2 separate regions of the Homo sapiens genome follow, and region 1 is linked to region 2. The links are chromatin loops, found by intact Hi-C in ENCODE. Cell type or tissue: heart left ventricle. All regions are shown on one strand. Each heading gives the region's core, and the rest is flanking DNA. Links, peaks and the distances in the headings are about the cores only.

Region 1 (8,370 bases), core at 2,219-7,218, 62 kb after region 2:
ATATGAAATGTCCAGAATAGATAAATCCATAAAAACAGGAAGTAGATGAGTGGTTGCCAGGGACTGGAGGGAAGAAAATAAGGGGAATGAATGCTAATGGCTATAAGGCTTCTTTTTGGAGTGATGAAAATAGTCTAAAATTAAGATAGCGGTGATGGTGGCTCACCTTGTGGATATATTAAAAACCACTTAATTAATACCCTTGAAAATGGTGAATGTTATGGTCTGTGAATTAGATCTTAATAAAACTGTTACTAAAAAAAAAAAGGGCTGTGCATGGTGGCTCACGCCTGTAATCCCAGTACTTTGGGAGGCCGAGGCGGGTGGATCACATGAGGTCAGGAGTTCGAGACCAGTCTGGCCAACATGGGGAAACCCCGTCTCTACTAAAAATACAAAAATTAGCCAGGCGTGGTAGCGGGCGCCTGTAGTCCAGCTACTCAGGAGGCTGAGGCAGGGGAATTGCCTGAACCTGGGAAGCGGAGGTTACAGTGAGCCGAGATCGTGCCATTGCACTTCAGCCTGGGTGACAGAGTGAGACTCTGTCTCAAAAAAAAAAAAAAAAGGGGGGGGGGGAGGGCAGGTACAGTGGCTCATGCTGTAATCCCAGCACTTTGGGAGGCCGAGGCAGGAGGATCACTGGAGGTCAGGAGTTCAAGACCAGCTTGGTCAACACAGTGAAACCCAGTCTGTACTAAAAATACAAATATTAGCTGGGCATAATGGTGCACGCCTATAGTCCCAGCTACTAAGGAGGCTAAGGTGGGATGATCGCTAGAACTCAGGAGGTCAGGCTGCCATGAACTATGATCATGCCACTGCACTCCAGCCTGGGTGACACAGGGAGAGCTTGTATCAACAAAAAAAAAAAAAAAAAAAAAAAGGCTCAGAAACCATCTTCCCCTGAGAACAGGAAGTGCCAAATGGAGGTTGGGGACAGAAGTTAAGGATCCCCCTCACTGCAGCACAGTACTGTGTATGAGAGCAGACAGAGCCACATGTGGTCTAGCCCTGTGGTCAAGATGGGTGACGACCCCCATACTTGACAAACAGTGCCCATCCGCCTTGGCGGTGACCCCATCACTCTTCTCACTCAAGGGCACGATGATGTGCAAACAAGAATAATAGTATCGCTGGGTGCGGTGACTTGTGCCTGTAATCCCAGCTACTTGGGATGCTGAGGCAGAAGCACTTGAGGCCAGGAATTCAAGACCAGCCTGGGGAACATAGCAAGACCCTGTCTCTATAAAAAATTTAAAAATTGGGCTGGGTGTGGTGGCTCACATCTGTAATCCCAGCACTTTGAGAGGCTAAGATGGATGGATCATTGAGGACAGGAGTTTGAGACCAGCCTGACCAACATGGCAAAACCTTGTCTCTATTAAAAACACAAAAAAATTAGCTAGGTGTGGTGGCAAACGTTGGTAATCCCAGCTACTCATGGGGCTGAGGCCCGAGAATTGTTTAAACCCAGGAGGCAGAGACTGCAGTGAATTGAGATTGTGCCACTGCACTCCAGCCTGGGCAACAGATCGAGACTCTGTCTCAAAGATACAGAGACTCGCTCTGTTGCCCAGGCTGGTCTCGAACTCCTGGGCTCAAGCGATCTGCCCACCTCAGTCTCCCAAAGTACTGGGATTACAGGCGTGAGCCAGTGGACCCGGCCTGCAGATCCTATTGATGCGAATGTAAACTGATACAACCATACCGGAGAACAACGTGGCACTATCTACTCCAGCCTTTAAATGTGCATACCCTATAACCACACAATCCTCAGTTCCACTTTTAGGAATCTAGCACAATTGCAAAAAGAAATAAGTACAACAATGTTCAACGTAGCACTGTGTGAAATGGCAAAAACTCCATTAACAATGGAGAAGTGTTTAAATAAATCACGGTATAAAGCAACAGAATACAGGTATTTTAAGAAATCAGAGGAGTATCTACAATATGGAAATTAGTCCACAGTATATTAAGGTTAAAAAAAAATGCATCTTGTGAAATGCTACATTACAAATGATCCCTTCCCCCCACCACCCCCCTGAGACAGAGTCTTGCTCTGTCACCCAGGCTGGAGTATGGAGGCACGATCTTGGCTCACTGCAACCTCTGCTTCCCGGGTTCAAGTGATTCTCCTGCCTCAGCCTCTTCAGTAGCTAGGACTACAGCCATGCGCCACCATGCCTGGCTAACTTTTGTACTTTTAGTAGAGACGAGGTTTCACATGTTGGCCAGGCTGGTCTCGAACTCCTGACCTCGTGATCCACCCGCCTTGGCCTCCCAAAGTGCTGGGATTACAGGCATGAGCCACCACGCACGGCCACATTTTTGTTTTTAAAACAAATAAAGAACCCTACCCATACCAAACAATGTTATGGTTCTCTATATATAGACTATATATAGATATATGGTTGTCTATATCTAGCCACTGCACTCTAGCCTGAGCCATAGGCCATCTTGGCTCGCTGCAAGCTCTGCCTCCCGGGTTCATGCCATTCTCCTGCCTCAGCCTCCCGAGTAGCTGGGACTACAGGCACCCACCACCACGCCCGGCTAATTTTTTGTATTTTTAGTAGAGACGGGGTTTCACCATGTTAGCCAGGATGGTCTCGATCTCCTGACCTCGTGATCCACCTGCCTTGGCCTCCCAAAGTGCTGGAATTACAGGCATGAGCCACCGCGCCCGGCCAACATTTTAAAATCTATTATTTAACATTGTTATGAGCACGTGTTGTTTTTGTGTCATTTAAAAAGAATGTAGGCTGGGCACAGTGGCTCACACCTGTAATCCCAGCACTCTGGGAGGCCAAGACAGGCAGATCACTTGAGCTCAGGAGTTCAAGACCAGCCTGGCCAACATGGTGAAATCCCGATCTCTAATAAAAATACAAAAATTAGCCAGGCATAGTAGTGTGTGCCTGTAATCCCAGGTACTCAGGGAGCTGAGGCAGGAGAATCACTTGTACCCAGGAGGCGGAGGTTGCAGTAAGCCAAGATTGTACCACTGCACTCCAGCCTGGGCAATGGAGCAAAACTCCATCTCAAATAAAAAGTAATAGTCCTAGCTACTCAGGAGGCTAAGGCAGAAGGAACACTTGAGGCCAGGGATTCAAAGCTGCCGTGCACTATGACTATGCCTGGGAATCACCACTGTACTCCAACCTGGGCAACATAGCAAGACCCTACCTCTACAAAAAATAAAACAAGGCCAGGTGCGGTGGCTCACACCTGTAATCCCAGCACTTTGGGAAGCTGAGGCGGGTGGATCACAAGGTCAGGGGTTCAAGACCAGCCTGGCCAACATGGTGAAACCCGTCTCTAGTTAAAATACAAAAATTAGCTGGGCATGGTGGTGCGCACCTGTAATCCCAACTACTGGGGAGGCTGAGGCAGGAGAATGGCTTGAACCCAGGAGGCGGAGGTTGCAGTGAGCCAAGGTCGTGCCAATGCACTCCAGCCTGGGCGACAGAGCGAGACTTCATCTCAAAAAAAAAAGGTGAAAGGTATTTTAAAGCTGGGTGACAGACCAAGATTCCATCTCAAAAAATAAATAAATAAATAAATAAATAAATAAAACAAAATTAGCTGGACACTGTAGTGTGTGCCTGTAGTCCTAGCTACTTGGGAGGCAGAGGCAGGAGAATCGCTTTAGCCCAGGAGTTCGAAGCTGCAGTGAGCTATGATTGCGCCACTGTACTCCAGCCTGGGCAGCATAGCGAGACCCTGACGCTAAAAAACAAAAACAAAAAATGTAAAAAGGGGCCTGCCGCGGTGTCTCATGCCTGTAAGCCCAGCACTTTGGGAGGTCGAGGCAGGTGGATTACGTCAGGAGTTCGAGACCAGCCTGGCCAACATAGTGAAACCCCATCTCTTCTAAAATACAAAAATTAGCCAGGCATGGTGGCACATGCCTGTAGTCCCAGCCACTCGGGAGGCTGAGGCAGGAGAATCGCTTGAACCTGGGAGGCGGAGGTTGCAGTGAGCTGAGATCGCACCGCTGCACTCCAGCTTGGGCAACAGAGCAAGACTTCATCTCCAAAAAAAAGGTGAAAGGTATTTTAAAGCTCAAAGAAAAGCAGCAATCAGCTCTAAGGAAGAAAAATGGAAAGTCAGCCATAGTGCCAAATCATACTGGGGTAGGTTTTATGCTCCTTACCCCCTCCCAAATGTAGCAAAGGGATTTGCAAAACTTAAAGACAAATTATCCAGGGAAAAAGAAAGGAGTAAGCAGGATGAACTCACACTATTCAATTCTGTATTTAAGTTCCAAAGAGTTACAATATTCCAACATCCTGGTGTAGAAAGCCAAATAGTAATTTCTTCTCCCAAATGAACTACTAAGAGAGAAAAATATTTAAATCTGATCAATAAACTAAGCTGTGGTTTTTTCCCTTGTTGTTTCTGTGTTTGATGAAACTGTCAGGTGGAATTTTAAATGAGGAAAATAAATTAGGAAATGGCAAACCAAAAAGTAACATGTAGAATTTTGAAAAATACGAATATTTTCTCCATGAATGCATGCCTCTGATCTGAAAGAATGTGTAATAAAAGTGTTACAACATAACATTTGTCTTGCTAGATATTTAAAAATCAAAACAGACATGTTTTTGTAACTCTCCATTCTAGGACCCACCCTTCCAAGCCACAGATATTCTTGTAACATCTTACATTTATTTTTACCTCTTCCAAAAATGTTTAAGTTAAATTATTTTAAACACCTGAGATCTTGAATCAAAACTTAGCTTTGGCACTGTGAAGACGACAGCACCAGGAGCAGAAGAAAAACAACTCCTCTGATTTCCCACAGAAGAAAGTGTGGAAAGGAGAAAACCAAAAGTAAATAAATCAGAGCTATGGGAATGTAACTGAGTAAGCAAGCATATCCCAAAAACCCAGACCATGCAAGACGGGTGATCTGCAAGTCTGAGAGGATGACCTACTTAATCCCCAGATCAGGAAAGCTCAGAATTGTATCAACAAGCCTTAAAATTCAATAGGATGGGATTTGTTTCCCCCTTCTTGACCTCCCAGGTTGCAATGTTCTGGATTTACTTGTGTTTCTTTGTGGTTTCCACATAGCATGCAGTTTTCAGGCCAGACTTTGCTCCACCTAGTGGAACTGAAAAGGATGTTTCAAAAGGGAGGTGCCCACAGACCAGACCTCAGCCTGTCTACTGTATGCCACCAAGGAGAGAAGCCACCAAGACCCTCTGTTGCTGTAGCGTGTGCCTGTAGTCCTAGCTACTTGAGAGGCGGAGGCAGGATAATCCATCACTCAGTGGCTGCTCTTACTGGCTGTGCAGTTACAGTGGGATCAGCGGCCCCAGTGGTGTCCATGAATGGGGTAGTAGGAGCAAGGAACCAACCCAAGCCATTCTACCACCTGGAACCTGATGATCTCCCAAGTGTTAGTCCTAATAGCTGATGGCAGGAAAGCAAGAGGTCCTCTCAAGGGTATGGGTGGACAGGCATTCAAAAGACAGGTGAAGTTTTGAATCCAAAGCCATGCAAGATACCCATGACAACAACAAAGACCCGACGGCTCAAACATCCACAGATGAGCTGCCTCTTGGGGGCCTGAAAAGAGGACTCTCCTCAAGACACAGCCACCCTGAGGTCCAGGACACTTAGCTTCTCTTGTGACAGACCCTGAGAACACCTAATGATTTCCACAGGCTAAGCGTGCGTGAGAGCAAACCAACATTCCTGAGGCCGAAAATCAGAGTAGAGCCAGGACTTGGAATGGGGAAAGGAAAAAGTTCTAAGAACATGACTCAGTTCAGATTGGTTGCAGGACTATGGAGGACACAGAAAATAACTGACCATCAGGCTTTCACTGGGAGCAAAGCAAATCATGTTCTTAAAATAAAACCACAGAGCAGATCAAAGCAAGAGGAAAGAAAGTTCAAGATGGGGTAAATAAGGGAGGCTCACCTGCTTACTGAATCACAAATCAAAAAAACGTGTTTTCAAAATGTTTGATGTTGGCTGACAAGACAGAGCTGACTGACCACATACATCAACAAACCTGAAAGGCAGTGAGATTCGGCATATCAAAGCTTCAAGTCCCACCGAAAACTCGCTGTCCAAGGTTATTTCATACACTTCACAATGCTATGTTGTTCTTGCAAGAAAGCTGACCCCAAGCTCTGCAATAATGAACAGGACCTGGTAAGGCCACAGCAGGTCCCACTAAGCCAGGATTTCTCCACCTCGGGACCACTGACATTCTGGGCTGGAAAAGTCTTTGTCGTGGGGGGCTGTCCTGAGCATTCCAGGATGCTAAGCAGCATCCCTGGCCTCCACTCACTAGATACCAGTGGCACTCCCAAGCTGTGACAGTGACTAATGTCCTCTGGAAGGACAAAATTCTCCCCAAACCTAAATTCAGACATAGAACAGAATAAAGAAAGTCACTTGCAAAATCTCCAGATCTCAGTTCCTGAAGTTAGTCTGGGAGTTGACACTAACTTACAAACCATAATACACTCTGAGGACTGCCAACAGCAATAATGGTGATAATTATTATTATACTTATTAATCATTGAATATATTCCAAGAGCTTTACATATATTATGTCTTTTCACCTCATGACAACCCCATACTAGTACAATTCCCATTTTATAGATGAGGAAGCTGAGGCACAAAGAGGTTATGTAACTTGCTCAAGGACAGTATCAAATTTGGAACTCAGGTGGTCTGACCCCAGAGCTCATGACATGACCACTAGGTTTGACTGTACCAAATCCCTACTCTGGAAAGTTGTTAGATCAGTATCCTCCAATATGTAGTCACTATCTACATACAGCTATTTAGTTTAAATTATTTTAAGTAAATATCACATTGGCCAGGTGTGGTGGCTCACACCTGTAATCCCAACACTTTGAGAGGCCAAGGCGAGCAGATCGCTTGTGCCCAGGAGTTCAAGACCAGCCTGGCCAACGTGGTGAAACTCCATCTCTACAAAAAATACAAAAATTAACTGGGTGTGGGTGCGCACCTGTAGCTCCAGCTACTAGGAGGGCTGAGATAGGAGGTTTGCTTGAGGTGGAGATTGCAGTGAGCTGAGATTGCACCACTGCACTTCAGCCTGGGCAACAGAGGGAGATCGTGTCTCAAAAAAAAAAAAAGGAAAGAAAAAAGAAAACCTTGATTGGGCGCAGTGGCACACACCTGTAATCTCAGCACTTTGGGAGGCCAAGTCGGGCAGATCGCCTGAGGTCAGGAGTTCGAGAACAGCCTGGCCAACATGGCAAAACCCCATCTCTACTAAAAAATACAAAAGTTAGCTAGGCATGGTGGTGCATACCTGTAGTCCCAGCTACTCAGGAGGCTGAGACAGGAGAATCACTTGAACCCAGGAGGCAGAGGTTGCAGTGAGCCAAGATCACACCACTGCACTCCAGCCTGGGTGACAGAGTGAGACTCTGTCTCAAAAAAAGAAAGGAAAACCTTATGGTAAGTGAAATAAGCCACAAAAGACCACATAGTGTACCATTCACTTTATATGAAATGTCTAGAACAGGCAAATCCATAGGAATGGCAAGTAGATCAGTGGTCACTAAGGGATGGAAGAAAAGGGGCTAGAAAGGGAAGTGACTGCTAATGGCTATGGGGTTTCTTTCTGGGGTAAAGAAAATATGCTAAAATTGGGCCGGGCGTGGTGGCTCACACCTGTAATTCTAGAACTTTGGGAGGCTGAGGCGGGCGGATCACAAGGTCAGGAGATCGAGACCATCCTGGCTAACACAGTGAAACCCCATCTGTACTAAAAATACAAAAAATTAGCCAGGTGTGGTGGTGGGCACCTGTAGTCCCAGCTACTCAGGAGGCTGAGGCAGGAGAAGCGCTTGAACTCTGGAGGCGGAGTTTGCACTCCAACCTGGGCGACGGAGCAAGACACCGTTTCAAAAGAAAAAAAAAAAGAAAATATGCTAAAATTAGCACTGATAGTCACAAATTCTGTGACTATACTGAAACACCAATTTATGTATACTTTAAAAGGGTGAATTTTTTTGGCATGTAAATTACCTCAATAAAGTTTTTTTTTCTTTTTTTGAGACAGGGTCTCACTCTATCGCCCAGACTGGAGTGCAGTGGCGTGATCTAGGCTCGCTGCAGCCTCTGCCTATGGGGCTCAAGCGATTCTCCTGCCTCAGCCTCCTGAGTAGCTGGGATTACAGGTGCACGCTAATTTTTCTATTTTTGGTAGAGATGAGGTTTCACCATGTTGGCCACGCTGGTCTAGAACTCCTGACCTCAAATGATCCACCCGCCTCAGCCTCCCAAAGTGCTGGGATTACAGGTGTGAACCACTGCGCCTGACCTGATTATATCTCAATAAAGTTGATATAAAAAATTAAATATGGG
Region 2 (8,370 bases), core at 2,146-7,145:
CACCAGGCACATAGTAAGCACTCAATAGTCTGCAGAAAAAACATTTGCCTAGAATTCCCTTGCACCTTTCTTCACCTGATAAACTCAATTTAGAGGTATCTCCTCCAGGAAGCCTGCCTTAATCCCCTAGTTTGGCTAGATTCTCCTCTGTGCACACATGCTTCGTGGTGCTTTCCATGTGGTACTAAAACTGCCGATGTGCCTGCCTTCCTCTCGAGAATACCATTAGCTCTTCTAAAGAGGAGCCAGGGCCAGGCGTGGTGGCTCCACACCTGTAATCCCAGCACTTTGGGAGGCTGAGACAGGCAGATCACTTGAGGTCAGGAGTTTGAGACCAGCCTGGCCAACATGGTGAAACCCCGTCTCTACCCCAAATACAAAAATTAGCCAGGCGTCGTGGTGCACATCTGTAATCCCAGTTACTCAGGAGGCTAAGACAGGAGAATCGCTTGAACCTGGGAGGCGGAGGTTATAGTGAGCCGAGATCGCACCACTGCACTCCAGAGCAAGACTCTGTCTCAAAAAAAGGAAAGGAGCCAGTCCTAAGGCATCTTTGAATTCTCATGCCTTGGCACCTGCTAGGTGCTCAGTAAAGGCTCAGCTCTTCAGTGAGGCCACACTTGCCCCCAGGCCAGAACCCAAATCCTCCCAAGACCCACAACCCTTCCCAGCAGGTTCAGCAAGAAGCTACCAACCAAACCCACTTCTCCCTCCTTTTCCGAGTCAAACCCCGGTTTTCGCCCCTGGCTGAAAACAGGAAACTGAAGAATGTGGAGTTTCTTGAAATTCTTGTTCACCAAAAGTACTCTGTTTTGCAGTTCTGGGCGTTGGTACTGTCGCCATCTGCACTTGGTCACATGGGGCAACAGAGACAAACAACGTCATACTTCATTACAGAAATGAGGAACTCAGTGACCCACCAGCCTGGGGTTCAATGGCATGGTGTCCCCTCTAGACCTGGGCACCCAGGGTACATGCACAGCCTCTGGCAACCAGCCCCTAAGAGTTACACCATTTTGTTTTTGTGCCACTCAGATATTAGCTCAAAGGCAAGAATGATATACTCCCAGTTCTTTCCCGTGGTTTTAGAACAGAACTGTCTCTAGATGCTAGCATGGCCCTACTGGGGTTGCCTGAAGGAACCCAACAGTTTAGAAAGAACAAGTCAGCAACCACTCCACTAGTGTCACCGAGAGGCCAGGAATGTCCTCTGCCAGAGGGTCAAAGACAGGGGTGGCGGCATGTCTGGCTAAAACTGGCCTTCAGAAAAAACAGCGCTGACTGCTGGGCAAGCCAGGGCCTAGGGAGGACAACACTCACTTGCCAGCACCCCCTGGGTGCCAGCCCACCAGTGAGCACTCCACTTATGGAGGCAGGAACCCCTTCCTGGAGGGTTCCTAGGATGTGTACTACCTTGCTTTGCCCATCTGCAGTCTTGCTGGGTAGGGGTGTCCTCCCTGGGCAGAGAAGTAGCAAGCTGTTCTTCAAACAAGGACTTATACCTGGCCAGGCACAGTGGTTCACGCCTGTAATCCCAGGACTTTGGGAGGCTGAGGCAGGTGGATCACTTGAGGCCAGGAGTTCGAGACCAGTCTGGGCAACATGGTGAAACCCCATCCTTACTAAAAATACAAAAATAAGCTGGGCGTCATGGCAGGCACCTGTAATCCCAGCTACTTGGGAGGCTGAGGCAGGAGAATTACTTGAACCCAGGAGGTGGAGGTTGCACTGAGCAAAAATGGCACGACTGCACTCCAGCCTGGGCGACAGAGCGAGACTCCATCTCAAAAAAAAAAAAAAAAAGCACTTACACCTAAGAGGTCAGTCTTAAGCAGATGGTAAAATGAACAAAGGAACTCTCCTTGTATTAGGAAAGAATCATTGGCCCACAATGACAGATTCTGGCACACTGGTGGCTTCCTCACTACCTAAAATCAGCTCCGAGACCTCTTGCTTGGCATTCAAGACCTCAAACTACCTCCCACTATTCCCTGAAAAGCTCCAAATCTGTACCATTCACTTCACCTCAAACTTAACTTATATTGTTAATTAACTATTTCACACAAGTATGTTTTTTTTTTTTTTTTTTTGAGATGGAGTTTCGCTCTTGTTGTCCAGGCTGGAGCGCAATGGTGCGATCTCAGCTCACCACAACCTCCACTTCCCGAGTTAAAGCGATTCTCCTGCCTCAGGCTCCCAAGTAGCTGGGATTACAGTCGCATGCCACCACACCTGGCTAATTTTTTAATATTTTTAGTAGAGACGGGGTTTCTCCATGTTGGTCAGGCTGGTCTCGAACTCCTAACCTCAGGTAATCCACCCGCCTCAGCCTCCCAAAGTGCTGGGATTACAGGCATGAGCCACCATGCTCGGCCATGTTTTGTCTTTCTGACTGTAAGTTCTGGAGGGCAGAGGCCTCATCTTCTATGTCTTTGACATTATCCTGAGCCTCTGACACAGTGCTGGGCAGAAAGTGGGCAACTCGATACATTATACTGTGTGTTAAATTCCAAGGCCAAGCATATACCCCCATGTCTATCATATCAACAAAAAAGATCTCTCAGAGTGCTTGCTTTCTTTTAAATGCCATGTTTTGGCCGGGCACAGTGACTTACACCTGTAATCCCAGCACTTTGGGAAACCAAGCCAGTACGATCACTTGAGCCCAGCCTGGGCAACATAGTTAGACTCTATAGGATCACTTGAGCCCAGCCTGGGCAACACAGTCAGACCCTATCTCTCTCTCTCTATATATATATATATATACATACATATAGTTTTTTTCTTTTTTTTTTTTTTTTTTTTTGATACAGGGTCTCGCTCTGTTGCCCAGGCTGGAGTGCAGTGGTGTGATCTCAGCTCACTACAGCCTCCACTTCCTGGGCTCAAGCCATCCTCCCACCTCAGCCTCCCACATAGCTGGGACCACAGGCACACAGCACCACACCCAGCCAAGTTTTGTATTTTTTGTAGAGATGGTGTTTTGCCATGTTACCCAGACTGGTCTCAAACTCCTGAGCTCAAGTGATCTGCCTAGCTTGGCCTCCCAAAATGCTGGGATTACAGGCGTGAGCCACCTCGCCCAGCCCATCTCTGTTATTTAAAAAATAAAAATAAAAAAATAGCTGGGCACAGTGGCTCATGCCTATAGTCCCAGGCCAGGGTGGCTGGCCTGTTATCCCAGCACTTTGGGAGCTCAAGGCAGGCGGATCACCTGAGGTCAGGAGATTTGAGACCAGCCTGGCCAACATGGTGAAACCTCGTCTCTACTAAAAATACAAAAATGAGCCGGGCGTGGTGGTAGGCACCTGTAATCCCAGCTACTCAGGAGGCTGAGGCAGGAGAATCACTTGAACCTGGGAGGCAGAGGCTGCGTGAGACAAGATCGCGCCACTGCACTCCAGCCTGGGCGGCAGAGTGAGACTGTGTCTCAAAAAAAAGCCATGTTTTAGCAACAGGGTATCTGACAAAACTTGTCTCTGCTTTCTCGGGATCTGATTTTAGCCTGTTTGTGGGACTTTCCAAAGTATTCCAAACATCAGGAACACACCCTGACAGAGAGAGGGGAGGACTCCTCAGAACAGAGTGTGGACCCAGCAGCACTGTCCAGCTGCCCTTGGCCCTGTGGTTTCTCTTTGGCCCAGGGCCCTATCCTCAATGACTGTGTGACAACCTCTCAGTCTCTGTGTGGAGAAAAGTGCTTGTGGTTTAGGATCTTGAGGTGCAATTTCCTGAAGACTGAGGAAGAAGAAGAGGGAACAAAGTGCAGCAAGAAAGAGCAGTAGCATTTTTGGGATCAATTTTTATTTGGGCTTCTCACAGTGGTTAGAGCCACTCTGTCTTCAGAACAATCACAGCACAGGAAATGCGTCACTGAGACTGCCCAGAAAAGTCTGACCAGCTGAATCTTATTGCTTAAAATACACATATTCACAATAACTGACAAAGGGTAACGTGCCTCACACAGGAATGTGTTCGCATTTGCAAATCTTCTGACTGGCTGTAGCACCAAACCCTCCACCGACCCCGTCTCATTCACGTGGAAAGCCAGCCTCAGTCACATCTCCCTGGCCCCCTAACGATTCCTTCAGCTCCCTATTAAATCTCTCTCTGAGCAGGGCAGCATCCTGTAGCGGGGGCCAAACTGTGACCTGGGAACCAAGCCCAGCTCCGCAGGTTGCATTTCCGTCTTCTCGTGCCTTTAGGATAGGACGCTGCAGTGAGTCCCACAGTTAACACTTGCCCAGTTCCCCACTCTAACTGGGGAAAGGAACTTGAGAGGCTCAGAACTCATCCATTTGATCTGTTAACTGAAAAAGGATTCATTTTGGTAAAACTTGTTCGCCTTTGAGACACTTCAGTGAGTTATTTGGGATTCTTAAAAAATAAAAAAAGGTGGAAGGAAAGGCATCTGAGGGGCTGTGACACACTCCGGCTACCTCTGGCCACACGCCAGCTTGCTTGTGCCTGTTGGACTCACCAGAGGCAGGCAGGCCCTGCGGCTCCTCTAGAGCCTGCAAAGCCTCCTCCTGGCAATTCTGGGCAGGGCCGATGTCTGGGCCACAGCTAGTCCAAGCCTGTCATTGAAGACCCAGTCAAGCTTCTGTCTGAAATTCCACCTTCTTCTGTCCCAAGTGGTTGTGGACACCCCCGGGCGCTGGTACTGAGGACCAGCAGCAGCCGAGGGAGGCAGACAGGCTCAGAGCACGCTTCCATTTATAGGGAACAGAACGCAGGCCTCCGAGTGTCCACGGAGCAATGTGCAAATCGCAGTGATGAGTAGAGTAAAACCTCTACTTCGAGCACAGTATCTCTGGCAAACACAGGGGACTGCAGTCGACAATGCTGCGGAGTACACCCGAGTACACAGTCAGACATTTGTTCGGTAAACAGTAAATGCGTAAGATCAATGACCTTGAGAGGCCTGTCTGTGCTCCAGACGTGTGGTTCACGTGGAGAGAATGGCTGCCACTCAAAGTATCTTCACAGGAAAACAGGGCTTGAGGCACACACACAACAGACAGACACACACGGCTCACCCAAAAAGTCACTGTGTACGGACTTAACTTTGTTCAACATGGATTTTGGTTTTGTGGAATCTAAATGCAGACACTCGTTTACCTCACACCCTTGGATTTGTCTGTTTTTGGACATATATATATATATTTTGTTTGTTTCTTTCTTTCTTCCATAACATCAATGCTTCGTCTGAATATCATCATCGTTCAAGAGTTGGGGGAAGAAAGACTTCATATGCACAGGGCCGGGTGGGGAATGTTTGTTTTGGCTGTTTGCTGCCTCCATTCAGATTTTCCTATCGCAGCTCAGCTGGTGACCTGAAGGCGAGCAACAGGCACAAGGGTCCCCAGGGCCTTCCGGATGGCTGCTTTCACCTCCTGCCTGGGCCACCGAGTCTCTACACAGAAAAATGAGTCACCCGACTCAAAAGGGGTGGGGGTAGAGGCAGGGACAAGGCATGAAAACCACAGATAACCAAGGTGTTTCTTCCAAGTGGTCAGTTTAAAACAAACAACTGCCACCAAAAAAAAAAAAAAAACCCCACAAAAAATATTTATTCAGAATCAAAGATAAAATACTGTGTGAGAGCCAGGCTACAGGGGCCCTTTCTCTGGGGCCATCGCTTCCTCAGTCCGCTGTCTGTTTCCTCATACGGAACAGTGAGACTTGAAGGCCCGCAGGGTGTGTGCTTGCGATGCAGGCTGACACGGGTCACCTGTGAACACAGACCAAAGGGCAGAGAGGCAGAGAGCTGCACCTCTATCCACTGCTGCGGCTTAGGGCCTCCTGCTCACAGAGGTTCCAAGACAGCCGCCACCCCAGCCTTCACACGAGACATCTTCTGGCTCAACAGCAGGCAGGCTCTTTGAAGGCCAACTTGGGAAAGAGCCACAAACGTCATTTTCCAGAAGAGAATTCTTGCCTGCCCACCGGTGAAGTTCTTGTTTTCAGCTGTCTTTTGCTGTTTGTTTTTAGAGAAAAAAACAAACAAACAAAGAAAAGGCAGTATAACCTTTCACACCAGAACCAGCCTGCGGCCAGCCAGAGCCTGCGGGGAAGAGGCCCCTCAAGGACGCATGGGGTGCATAGATCTTGTCACCTGGAATTTGACAGATCAACAAGCCCCTACCAACCTATCATACAACGGCCCAGTAGCTCTCATCCTCCCACAGGATTAGCTCAATGCTGGCTTGGCAGACACTGGCAGCCCAATGACAAGCCCTGGGCCTCTGTGGGTTTCCTTCTTCATCCAGGGCCAAGATGGGCTGCCTCTCCTGGACTGAGATACAGCAACGTTCTCTTAAACTAGAATCAGAGCACAAACCTATTCCATCACCAAGAATCATGTCAGGGCACAGTCCCAGCCTCCTTCCTTGGGGGCTTTTAAAACACATCTCTCTGACCCAAACAGGTAGGTGAGATTTGACTTTAAAGAAAGGAGATGGAGTTAGGGTATGAGGAATGAGTCACAGAACCAACTTAGCCCTCCACAACACTGTGCCCTTGTGGAGGAAGAGGCATCCACACCCCGAACTGTACCTGGAGATGGAGGAAAATGCAGGAGAGGAGAAGGAAAACAAACAAAAAGGAACCAAGTGGCTGTACTCTGAAAGTCTTTGAAAGTCACTTAATGCTTCTCTCGTGGTTCTCCCCTACCCTGGTTGCTTTGCCAAGTTGCTGGGTGCTGGCAGGACCTGCTCTAGCTGGGGGAGCTGCTGCTCTGGGAGTTGGGAGAGTCCTGCTCGTTGATGGTGTTCAGCAGCAGGCATGCGGGCGGCCGTGGCAGGTGCGGGTGCCCAGGCTCTCGAGCCTGCTCCTCAGAGGACTGACAGAGGCCTTCCTCCTCATCACCAGGGGGCCGCACATGGCAGCTGTCGCAGAAGTCCAGGGGCCCATCCAGAGCATCATCGATGAGTGTGTTGAACTCTTTGAGGTCATCGTCATGGTGGCCCCGGTTGCACACACACACTTCAATGCCCGAGTCACCTGTGAAGCGGCGATGTCTCCCAGGCGTCTTCTCTTTGCTGTCGGGTGCGCCGTGTTCAGAGCTGTCATCTTTCAGCAGCTCCTCCCTACATTCTGCATCTTTGTCCAGGAAGGCCCCCGGGTCCAGCTCCCCCAGGCCAGCCACAGAGCCACTGGGCTCCATCCCTGGGGCTTTGGTGGCTGCTCGGTCAACTGGTAGGTCAGAGGGATCAGGGTCAGCGATGCTTGGGGGTCTTGTGCTGCTTCTGCTGGGCTCAGACAAGGGGCTGCTCTGTGCCCCCTGGGATCCCCTGGTGGGATCGATGCCCGGGGGACTGCCACCTGCAGGGCCACACTGTGGAGGCAGCAGCTGCTGCTGCTGTAGCTGGAAGGCACTGTATGGTGGGGGAGGAGTTGGAGGTCGGTTCACCACTTCCTCATAAGGAGGTAGTAAATAGTTTGGCAAAAACCCTAAAATGGGGAGGTAGGAAGGAGAAATTACTGCACTGGTCATTGTTCTAGGCAGACTGCAAAGCTCCCACTGAATATTTGCATTGTCTCTTCCCACCCCAGAGCACCCAACAAGTGATGGCTACAGCTCTTGGTTGTGAGCAGAGGAGAGACAGCTGCGAGCAATTCTGCAGAGAGAGAGGGGCAGTTTGGGAAGGGCCTAACCTAGCTTCTTGAAATCTGAGAGCCCCTAAAGCTGCTTCGTAGGCAAGGACTTCACGCCTGTTGGGAGTTAAGGCAGAGAATTAGGCAAACGTGGTAGATGGCCAAAAAATAACTTCTGCCTGGAATGGACCCACTTCCACATGCACACAAGTCTCATGTTCTTGCTTAGAGTGTGTCCTTCATCCAAGTCCCACAGGCCTCAGGGCCAGGGTCCCTAACTTCAGACTTCTTAACTACTTTTCTTCCTCCTAACCTTCCAAATGCACTATGTAGGGTCTTTTGCTAGGGGGTTAGAAATCTCTGTTGTCTCTACTGTGGCTGGAGGTGGTCTGGAAACACAAACCAAGCTTCACCTTGACTCAGATCAGGAGCAGATGGGTGACCGGCAAAGGGTAAGGGGCCTCTGCCATCCAAGGCTTATTAAAAACATGCTAGGTGAGTTATCTTTTGAATGTGCTGAATGCCTTATGACACAGATAATTTAATTATAATATAACATTACTAACATTTATTGAGCACTTACTATATGCCAGGCACTGTGCTAAGCACTTAACCCCTCTAGATGTGGAACTGAAATAATGGTGGGTCACAGTGGCTTACGCCTGTAATCTCAGCACTGTGGGAAGCCGAGGCGGGCAGATCACTTGAGCTCAGGAGTTTGAGAACAGCCTGACCAACATGGTAAAACCCCATCTCTACTAAAAATACAAA

The links. Hi-C counts contacts between places; a loop is a spot of excess contacts. Peaks named below come from ENCODE experiments on the same cell type or tissue, not always from the same donor. Only the 100,000 strongest peaks of a DNase experiment are listed, where the experiment ranks them.
Region 1: it touches region 2 in a loop (3-fold over the local background); 59 of 110 quality-filtered maps call a loop at or near these places.

Annotation. Positions count from the first base shown.
Region 1 is chr10:102,750,083-102,758,452 of GRCh38, reverse strand. All of the region lies in intron 1 of WBP1L (WW domain binding protein 1 like), which reads right to left. Among named protein-coding and RNA genes, the nearest start is that of WBP1L, 10 kb to the right of the region's middle. In heart left ventricle, for the core only: a CTCF peak has its summit at 5,113 (motif pointing left); no DNase peak of the experiment used is centred there; H3K27ac peaks cover 2,922 bases.
Region 2 is chr10:102,811,680-102,820,049 of GRCh38, reverse strand. It overlaps WBP1L (WW domain binding protein 1 like), which reads right to left. Exons shown (of 4, transcript NM_001083913.2): 4 at 3,788-7,455. The coding sequence ends at 6,719. Among named protein-coding and RNA genes, the nearest start is that of CYP17A1-AS1, 17 kb to the left of the region's middle. RefSeq lists an enhancer at 4,097-4,630. In heart left ventricle, for the core only: no CTCF peak of the experiment used is centred there; DNase peaks (open chromatin) are centred at 3,609, 4,469, 5,359, 5,789 and 2 weaker places; H3K27ac peaks cover 4,597 bases.